2 separate regions of the Homo sapiens genome follow, and region 2 is linked to region 1. Evidence: read pairs that join two places in POLR2A ChIA-PET (ENCODE). Cell type or tissue: endothelial cell of umbilical vein. All regions are shown on one strand. Each heading gives the region's core, and the rest is flanking DNA. Links, peaks and the distances in the headings are about the cores only.

Region 1 (5,431 bases), core at 1,779-4,278:
ACTGGCCACAGAGTTGCTAGCAGTTGGCTGGGTTTACTGAGTTAATTCTTGAAGGGCCACCACTGCAACCTCCTTAGTATTCCTGTTCTCTTCAGTCATCTCTGTTACAAAGTATTAGCTGTGCAAAAATGAGCATGGGTTGTTTTGTGGGGCAGCATTGGATAAAATAAGTGGGATGAATGCTGCACAAATTCTTTCTTTCATTTCTCTATTTCAGCCTAGGTTGGTTTTTACTTTCCCAGGAAAATTATGACAACTCAGGAACCAGCCTACAAGGGGCCAGCTTTACGCCCCAGGTTCCCTGTTGGTGTGAGACACTTGGCACTAGAATGAGGGTGAAAGCTTGCCTTATAGCTTCCTCTTACCACATCCCATAGTGCTGACCCACAGCCTGGAGAGCAGCAATGTGTGTAGGTCACAATTAGTGAACCACAGAGGAGCCCATGGGGGTGGCAGATGGTGGAGGGGGATTTGCCTGCACTGAACAATGGAGGAGCAATATATACACACATTATATGTGAAAGATGATGGGGGATTTTGGGAAGGAATATTGCTTCTTGCACTGTGTGTGACTTCTAGACATAGTGTGCACCTCGAGGGACCACAGTTATTTTTAGCTGGGGAGAAAATCCACGGGGTGCTGGGAGAGTCAGGGCAGGAGGAAGTTTATACTCCCCATCTCCAGAAGAAGGTGGACTGCCGCTCATCTCTGGTACGCGGGGTCCTTTTGTAGTCGAGTTATTGCTTGGAGTCAGGGAAGAGCATTCACAGGTCTGGAGTAGGACTGTCGCAACTCCTTAGATGTCCAGTGAGGTCACAGGAAACCCTCCCTAGATACTGCAGTTCCTGCCAGACTCTTCAGCACTGGCATCTCTGATGAGTGCTCTGCTGCTGGTTTCTGACTTGTCTTGTGTCATTACTCTGCTGCTCATGTTACAGTCGTCTTTTTCACAGGGATGCTTGAAGATGGAAAGAAATTTGATTCCTCCCGGGACAGAAACAAGCCCTTTAAGTTTATGCTAGGCAAGCAGGAGGTGATCCGAGGCTGGGAAGAAGGGGTTGCCCAGGTATGCTCTCTCATTTGTTTTGTTTTGCTTTCTAGTATTTACCTTTTATATTTTTTTATAGGTGGCATATTTATACGGTTCAAAAATAAAAAAAGTGAAAAGTCTCACCCTCATGCCATCCCATCTGACCAATACCCCCACAAGAAGCTCCTGTTGTTAATGTTTCTTGTACTGTGGTTTAAGCACATATAAAAACATAACTTTTTTCTTGCTTTCACACACATACTGTTTTGCAGTTTACTTTTTCACTTAATGCATTTTTGACACTTGCAATACCACTACATAAAAGAGGAGTAGGCTGGGCGCGGTGGCTCATGCCTGTAATTCCAGCACTTTGGGAGGCCAAGATGGGTGGATCACCTGAGGTCAGGAGTTCCTGTAATCCCAGCACTTTGGGAGGCCAAGATGGATGGATCACCTGAGGTCCGGAGTTCGAGACCAGCCTGGCCAACATGGCGAAACCCCATCTCCATTAAAAATACAAAAATTAGCCGGGCGTGGTGGCAGGTGCCTGTAATCCCAGCTACTTGGGAGGCCGAGGCAGGAGAATCACTTGAACCCAGCAGGCGGAGGTTGTAGTGAGCCAAGATTGTGCCATTGCGCTCCAGCCTGGATGACGAGAGCGAAACTCCATTTCAAAAAAGAAAGAAAAAATGAGGAGTAAGCTCTGTTACAGCTGCCTAGTATTCGTTTATGTAAGTGTGCTATAATTTACTTGGCTAGTGCCCTATTAATGAGTATTTGAGTCATTTCCAGTATTTTGCTATTATAAACAATGCTGCAGTAACTCACCTTGTACAGACTTCATTTTCCACGTGTGCACATGTTGCCATAGGACTTACTCTCAGAAGTGGGATGAGGGGCTCAAAAGCTGTGTGTAGTGTTTTTGAGAGGTCTTGTCAAGTTACCATCTCTAGGGGTTGCACTCTGGACTGCCACCACCAGGCTATAAAGGTGCAATCTCCTCCCAGCCCCAGCATCACAGTATATTGTTAAATCTTTGGCCTCTGGACAATAAGAGTAAAACATGATATCAGTGGTTTTAATTTGTATTTATCTATTACCCATATTGTGTGAGACCACTTCTGAGACGTCATACTTATGGAGAAAGTCATTTCGTTTGTCTTGAGTGTGTTTCCTAATCTCTTTCCTCCCCATTTGTGGAAACAGCTTTTGTTCTGCCAACACTACAAAATTCCCAGGAGACAATAGGGACCCAGGGTTGCCAAATTTTAGTTGGATTCTGTCTTTCCATCAAACCTAGGAATTTTTTCTTGGCTCTAACCAGGTAAAGGGATGTTTTTCAGTGACCTGAGACCCAAGGAACTTTATAATTAGGCTCTGCATGATGGGTAATTAGTCTGCTTCCCTCTCACCCAGGAGAATTAGAAATTTAACCAAGATGAAAAGACAGATTTCTGTCTCTCTCTTTTCCAGAATACACATTGCTCTACTTCCTCTATAAAATATCACTGATTTATCTCCAAATAAACTGCTCAACTTTCAGGAACTTGAAGCCATCCCACTCCCAGGTGTCTGGGTTTCTGTTCCTGCAGGGCAGAGGGTTGGCAGTGTGAGGAAGAGGCTTTGTAGTTTACTTCCCTTGGGAAACCTTGCCAACCATAGCTTTTTGCCTCTGTCTCCCTAGTCTGTCTGGCTCTTGGATCTGTAGCCCATCCCCCATCTTTCATGCCAGCCATTGTTCATACCACAACCCATCTTCTGTGACTGCTCCAGCATTGGAACAATCACTGCGTTGTATGTACTGAGTGCTGTATCTGCCATCGAGATAGTGTTATCGGCCTACTTCACTTCCCAGGCTTGGAGAGGCATGGTCGAGTATTGGACAGATGCCTGACTCCCCCTTTAACTGGTATTTTGGGGTCAGTCACAGCCCTGTCATTTGTGAGAAGTCTGGGTAGTTTGAGATCTACATAAAATATCTTTTAAATTCTTCATAGCATATTTTTTCACCAAGTGAGTTAAAAACACAGGAAGAAGGGGAGATTGACTTGTGACCCTTTTCCTTTCCTTTTGATATTGTTTTGGTTTTACATGTTTGCAGGCGTGGAGTCCTGCCTGCCACAAGGACCATTTTGGCAGCTTTCTTTCATCCATCTTGGACATCTTTTCATGTTAATACATTTAAAGCCACCACTATATGATTTCTCATGACTAATCCCTGGTGTGGATATGCCTATGAAACCACTCCTTCTGTGATGGACTTTTGAGTTGTTAGCAGAATATTCTGGAAATAGAATTGCTGAGTCAAGGAATATGATTGTTTTGAATTGTACAAGGTAAAGCCATACCTCACTATCCTTACCACCTTGGTCCAACATGTCCCAGCTTCTGAGGGGAGCAAGGACTAGACGCTTCACAGCCTGGAGCTTCCTCTTTATTCATCCTCTGTCTGGTGGAGTTGGAAAGTCGGGAACATACACATGGAGACCAAAAGCAGAGATAAGTCAAAGGATGGAAATACTGCAGAGAACCTGCTCACTGTTCAGAAAGTAGATATTTTATACTTATTTGTGTATTTAATTTGAAACTGAAAATATACACAAATATATTTTTTAAAGTAGAAATCTCTCCTTACTGGTCACTCACTATCCATACTGTTCTCCTCACAGCAAATGTCTGGTATGTCCTTCCAAAGATGTTTTCTGTTGTAGGCATATCAATATTTTCACAAATGGTATTCAGTAAATGCTATTTTGTAGCCCAGAAAATCATATTGTCTTTTTTGAAGTTTTCCTATATGGGTAAAAGAGTATAAATAGAAAAAATACAGAAAAAATAGACTACCCTCAAGTATTACTTCCTGTGTATATATTTTTTTAAAGCAAAGTTGAGTATTCCTTTTTCAAGAAGAGCATAGATGGCACTTAACATGTCCTTTAAGTGACAGATCACTGAAGGGGACTAGGTGGTGAGACATCTGGAATGTTACCTGCCTAGCATTAGTCATTAAGACTTGCGTAGAAAGGTTGAGGGCCTGACCGTTCTGAGAGTCAGGAGGGGTTTTGAACTGCCATTGGGCTTCTTGGAGTGAGATGCAGGGGTGATGGAATATGACTGCCAACCTCCAAGTCCTGCACAAGGAGGTGGTGATGCCTGGGCAGCTGCAAAGTCACTGGAAAGTCAATACCATCCTGGCCAAGGAACACCTAGGTAAACAGCTCTTTTTCTTACAGAGACAGTTGGGGCATGTGTCCAGCTGAGTCTGTCTTCCTTGTTCTTTTCACAGATGAGTGTGGGTCAGAGAGCCAAACTGACTATATCTCCAGATTATGCCTATGGTGCCACTGGGCACCCAGGCATCATCCCACCACATGCCACTCTCGTCTTCGATGTGGAGCTTCTAAAACTGGAATGACAGGAATGGCCTCCTCCCTTAGCTCCCTGTTCTTGGGTAAGGAAATGGAATACTGAAGGGCCCTTCACTGCCTTTGCTCCTCCCATGTTATGCCCAGCGTTTGATGGGTAGCAGAGAGAACAAAAAACACCACAAGGCTATTTTTCCCCCTGCATTCTTTCTGTATTGAGTATCCTTTCAGTGTTATTAGTGTATGCTTTGAATGTAAAAATTGGTCACCCTAAGGAAAGGAATTGGCATGTGTATGTTCCCAGTTCAACTCATGGAGATGGCAGCTGTTTAAATGTTTTTCTATGTAGTTTATAAATTAAAACTGAATTGAGGACTATGGAAATGTAGGCCAAATTTGTAGTGCCAACATTTTAGTTCTTTGGAAATAAGACTCTTAATGAATGACTTTGTTCTACCCTGTGTTTCTAGAAGCTAGAGGGGGAAAAAAAAAGCCCTTTGGATATGAATATCATGTCCTAGCTTCTGCGGCTCTCTCTTCACTGTGGTTTGTGGTTACTGCCTATTAGATGGTATGAGGGAGGCATTCCTGCATCGGTCCACCTGCTCAGGGTCCACACCCAGGACACTTGAGGCCCCCAGGCCAGCTTATCAGTGAGTGAAGTGGAAAAATGAAGCCAGAGGATGCTTGTGAAGTTGAAAGGATGCTCTTAGATCAGACAGTTCTAGGAAGGGATCTTAGGGGCCTCTGCATCAGCTTTATTGTGCAACAGTAAGGAAACAGGGCCAGAGAGAAAGGCCTTACTCAAGGTCACATCCAGGCAGTGGCAAAGTAGGACCAGAGCCCCTGTTTGTTGATTTTCCCCTCTTCCACCCTCATTTCTTAGGAACTAAACTCAGTATCCTAGTAGCACGTAACTTTTCATGTAAGTGTTAGAATCATTAAGTACATGAATGCTACTGGCTTCCTTCCAACTGGCCCCAGACCTTTTTATTTGCTCCCCTCCTGCCATAGGAACCAGAGGGTCACAGCCAA
Region 2 (2,500 bases), core at 1-2,500, 110 kb after region 1:
TAAATGTAATAGGCTATTCTTCTCTTGATCTTTTAAAACATGTTTGACAGTGGAAAGCAACAATTGTTGATGGGGGTTCAATGTGTGTAGATAAGACTAGTACAATATAAAGGAGGAGTATGTATATTCCTTTACAATATAAAGGGACCTATATGGTGTAAGATTTTTACACTCCTCTTGAAGTGGTAAAATATCAATTCTAAGTAGAGCATGAAAAGTTAAGTATGTATTTTGTAACCCCTAGAATAGCTATTTTTAAAATCTATGACAAAAAATATAGTAAAAAAAAAAAAAAAAAAACACCATAGGCCGGGTGCACTGGCTCATGCCTGTAATCCTGGCACTTTGGGAGGTAGAGGTGGGTGGATCACTTGAGGCCAGGAGTTCAAGATGAGCCTGTCCAACAGGTCTCTATTAAAAATATAAAACTTGGTCTGTACTAAAAATACAAAAATTAGCTGAGTGGGGTGGTTGTATACCTGTAATCTCAGCTACTCAGGAGGCTGAGGCATGGGAATTGCTTGAATCCAGGAGGGAGAGGTTGCAGTGAGCTAAGACTGCACCTCTGTACTCCAGCCTGGGCAACAGAGTGAGACTCTGTCAAAAAAAAAAAAAAAGAAGAAGAAGAAATAAAAATGGAATTCCAAATATTCCAAAAGAAGACAAGAAAGGGGAAAACAGAGGAATAAAAAATAAAGGGAACAAACAGTAAAAAAAATAAAATAAAATCCAAAAATCCTAAATAAATAAAATCTGAAATCCAAAAATGTCAATAATTACATTAAATATAAGTGATCTAAACACTTCAATTAAAACAGAGGTTATCCGAATGGATAAAAAAATGACTTTATTTGATGCAGTCTATAAGAAATTCACTTTAACTATAATGAATGATATAGGTAGGCTAAAAGTAAAAGATAAAAAAAGATATACCATACAAATACTTATCAAAGGAAAGCTGGAATAACTATATTAATATTAGAAAAAGTAGACTACAGAGCAAAAAATATTACCAGGAATAAAGAGAATTATTATAAAATAATAAAAGGGTCATTTCACCAAGAAGATGTAATAATTATAAATGTATATAACCTAATAAAAGAACTTCAAAATATATAAAGCAAAAACTGACAGAATGGAAAAGAGAAATAAACAGATCCACAATTATAGCTGGAGACACAAACACTTTTTCTCAGTAATTGATAGAACTAGTAGACAAAATAAACAAGGATGTAGAAGAACTAAACAACACTATGAACTAACTAGGTCCAACTGACATTTATAGAACACTCCACCTAACAAATGCAGAACAGAATTGATCCTTGAACAACACAGCTTTGAACTGTGTGTGTCCATTTCCATGTGGATTTTCTTCTGACTCTGCCATCTCCGAGACAGCAACACTAACTCCTCTTCCTCCTTCTCCTCCTCAGCCTACTCAGTGTGAAGACCATGAAGATGAAGACCTTTATGTTGATCCACTTCCACTTAATGAATAGAAAATATATTTATCTTCCTTATGATTTTCTTAATAACATTTTCTTTTCTCTAGCTTGCTTTATTGTAAGAATATAGTATATAATACATATACAACACATGTGCTAATTGACTGTTTATGTTATAGGTAAGACTTCTGGTCAACAGTAGGCTATTAGTAGTTAAGTTTTTGGGGAGTCAAAATGTATACACAAATTTTCAACTTAGTATAGGGTCATAAAATAAATCTTAATGAATCTGAAATAATTGAAATCATTTAAAGTATGTTCTCTTACCATAATGGAATTAAACTCAAAATCAATTACTGGAAATATCCCTTCGAAACTGAACATCCTATACCTCCAAATAATTTGCAGGTAAAAGACCTGCAAGTCTCAAGGGAAATTAGAAAATATTTTTAACAGAACAAAAGTGAAGATACAACGTATAAGTATCTGTGTGATGCAGCTAAAGCAGTGCCAAGAAGGAAACAGAGCTTTATGTGTTTATATTAGAAAAGAGGGAAGATCTCAAACCAGTTACCTAGAAGGAAACAGAGCTTTATGTGTTTATATTAGAAAAGAGGAAAGACCCCAAATCAGTTACCTAGAAGGAAACAGAGCTTTATGTGTTTATATTAGAAAAGAGGGAAGATCTCAAATCAGTTGCCTAGAAGGAAACAGAGCTTTATGTGTTTATATTAGAAAAGAGGGAAGATCTCAAACCAGTTACCTAGAAGGAAACAGAGCTTTATGTGTTTCTATTAGAAAAGAGGGAAGATACCAAATCAGTTACCAAGAAGCAGAGCTTTATGTGTTTATATTAGAAAAGAGGGAAGATCTCAAATCAGTTACCTAGAAGGAAACAGAGCTTTATGTGTTTATATTAGAAAAGAGCGAAGATCTCAAATCAGTTACCTAGAAGGAAACAGAGCTTTATGTGTTTATACTAGAAAAGAGGGAAGATCCCAAATCAGTTACCTAGAAGGAAACAGAGCTTTATGTGTTTATATTAGAAAAGAGGG

Evidence for each region. Peaks named below come from ENCODE experiments on the same cell type or tissue, not always from the same donor. Only the 100,000 strongest peaks of a DNase experiment are listed, where the experiment ranks them.
Region 2: POLR2A ChIA-PET joins it to region 1 with 5 read pairs; 4 of 35 experiments call an interaction of 5 or more read pairs at or near these places.

Annotation. Positions count from the first base shown.
Region 1 is chr20:1,371,127-1,376,557 of GRCh38, reverse strand. FKBP1A (FKBP prolyl isomerase 1A) reads left to right here. Exons shown (of 5, transcript NM_000801.5): 3 at 955-1,067; 4 at 4,318-4,482. The coding sequence ends at 4,446. The region is part of intron 2 of FKBP1A-SDCBP2 (FKBP1A-SDCBP2 readthrough (NMD candidate)); the gene reads left to right. It overlaps SDCBP2-AS1 (SDCBP2 antisense RNA 1), which reads right to left. Exons shown (of 3, transcript NR_040049.1): 2 at 3,380-3,480. Among named protein-coding and RNA genes, the nearest start is that of MIR6869, 19 kb to the left of the region's middle. In endothelial cell of umbilical vein, for the core only: no CTCF peak of the experiment used is centred there; DNase peaks (open chromatin) are centred at 1,967, 1,987 and 2,917; H3K27ac peaks cover 1,847 bases.
Region 2 is chr20:1,259,914-1,262,413 of GRCh38, reverse strand. No RefSeq gene overlaps it. Among named protein-coding and RNA genes, the nearest start is that of SNPH, 5.1 kb to the left of the region's middle. In endothelial cell of umbilical vein, for the core only: no CTCF peak of the experiment used is centred there; no DNase peak of the experiment used is centred there.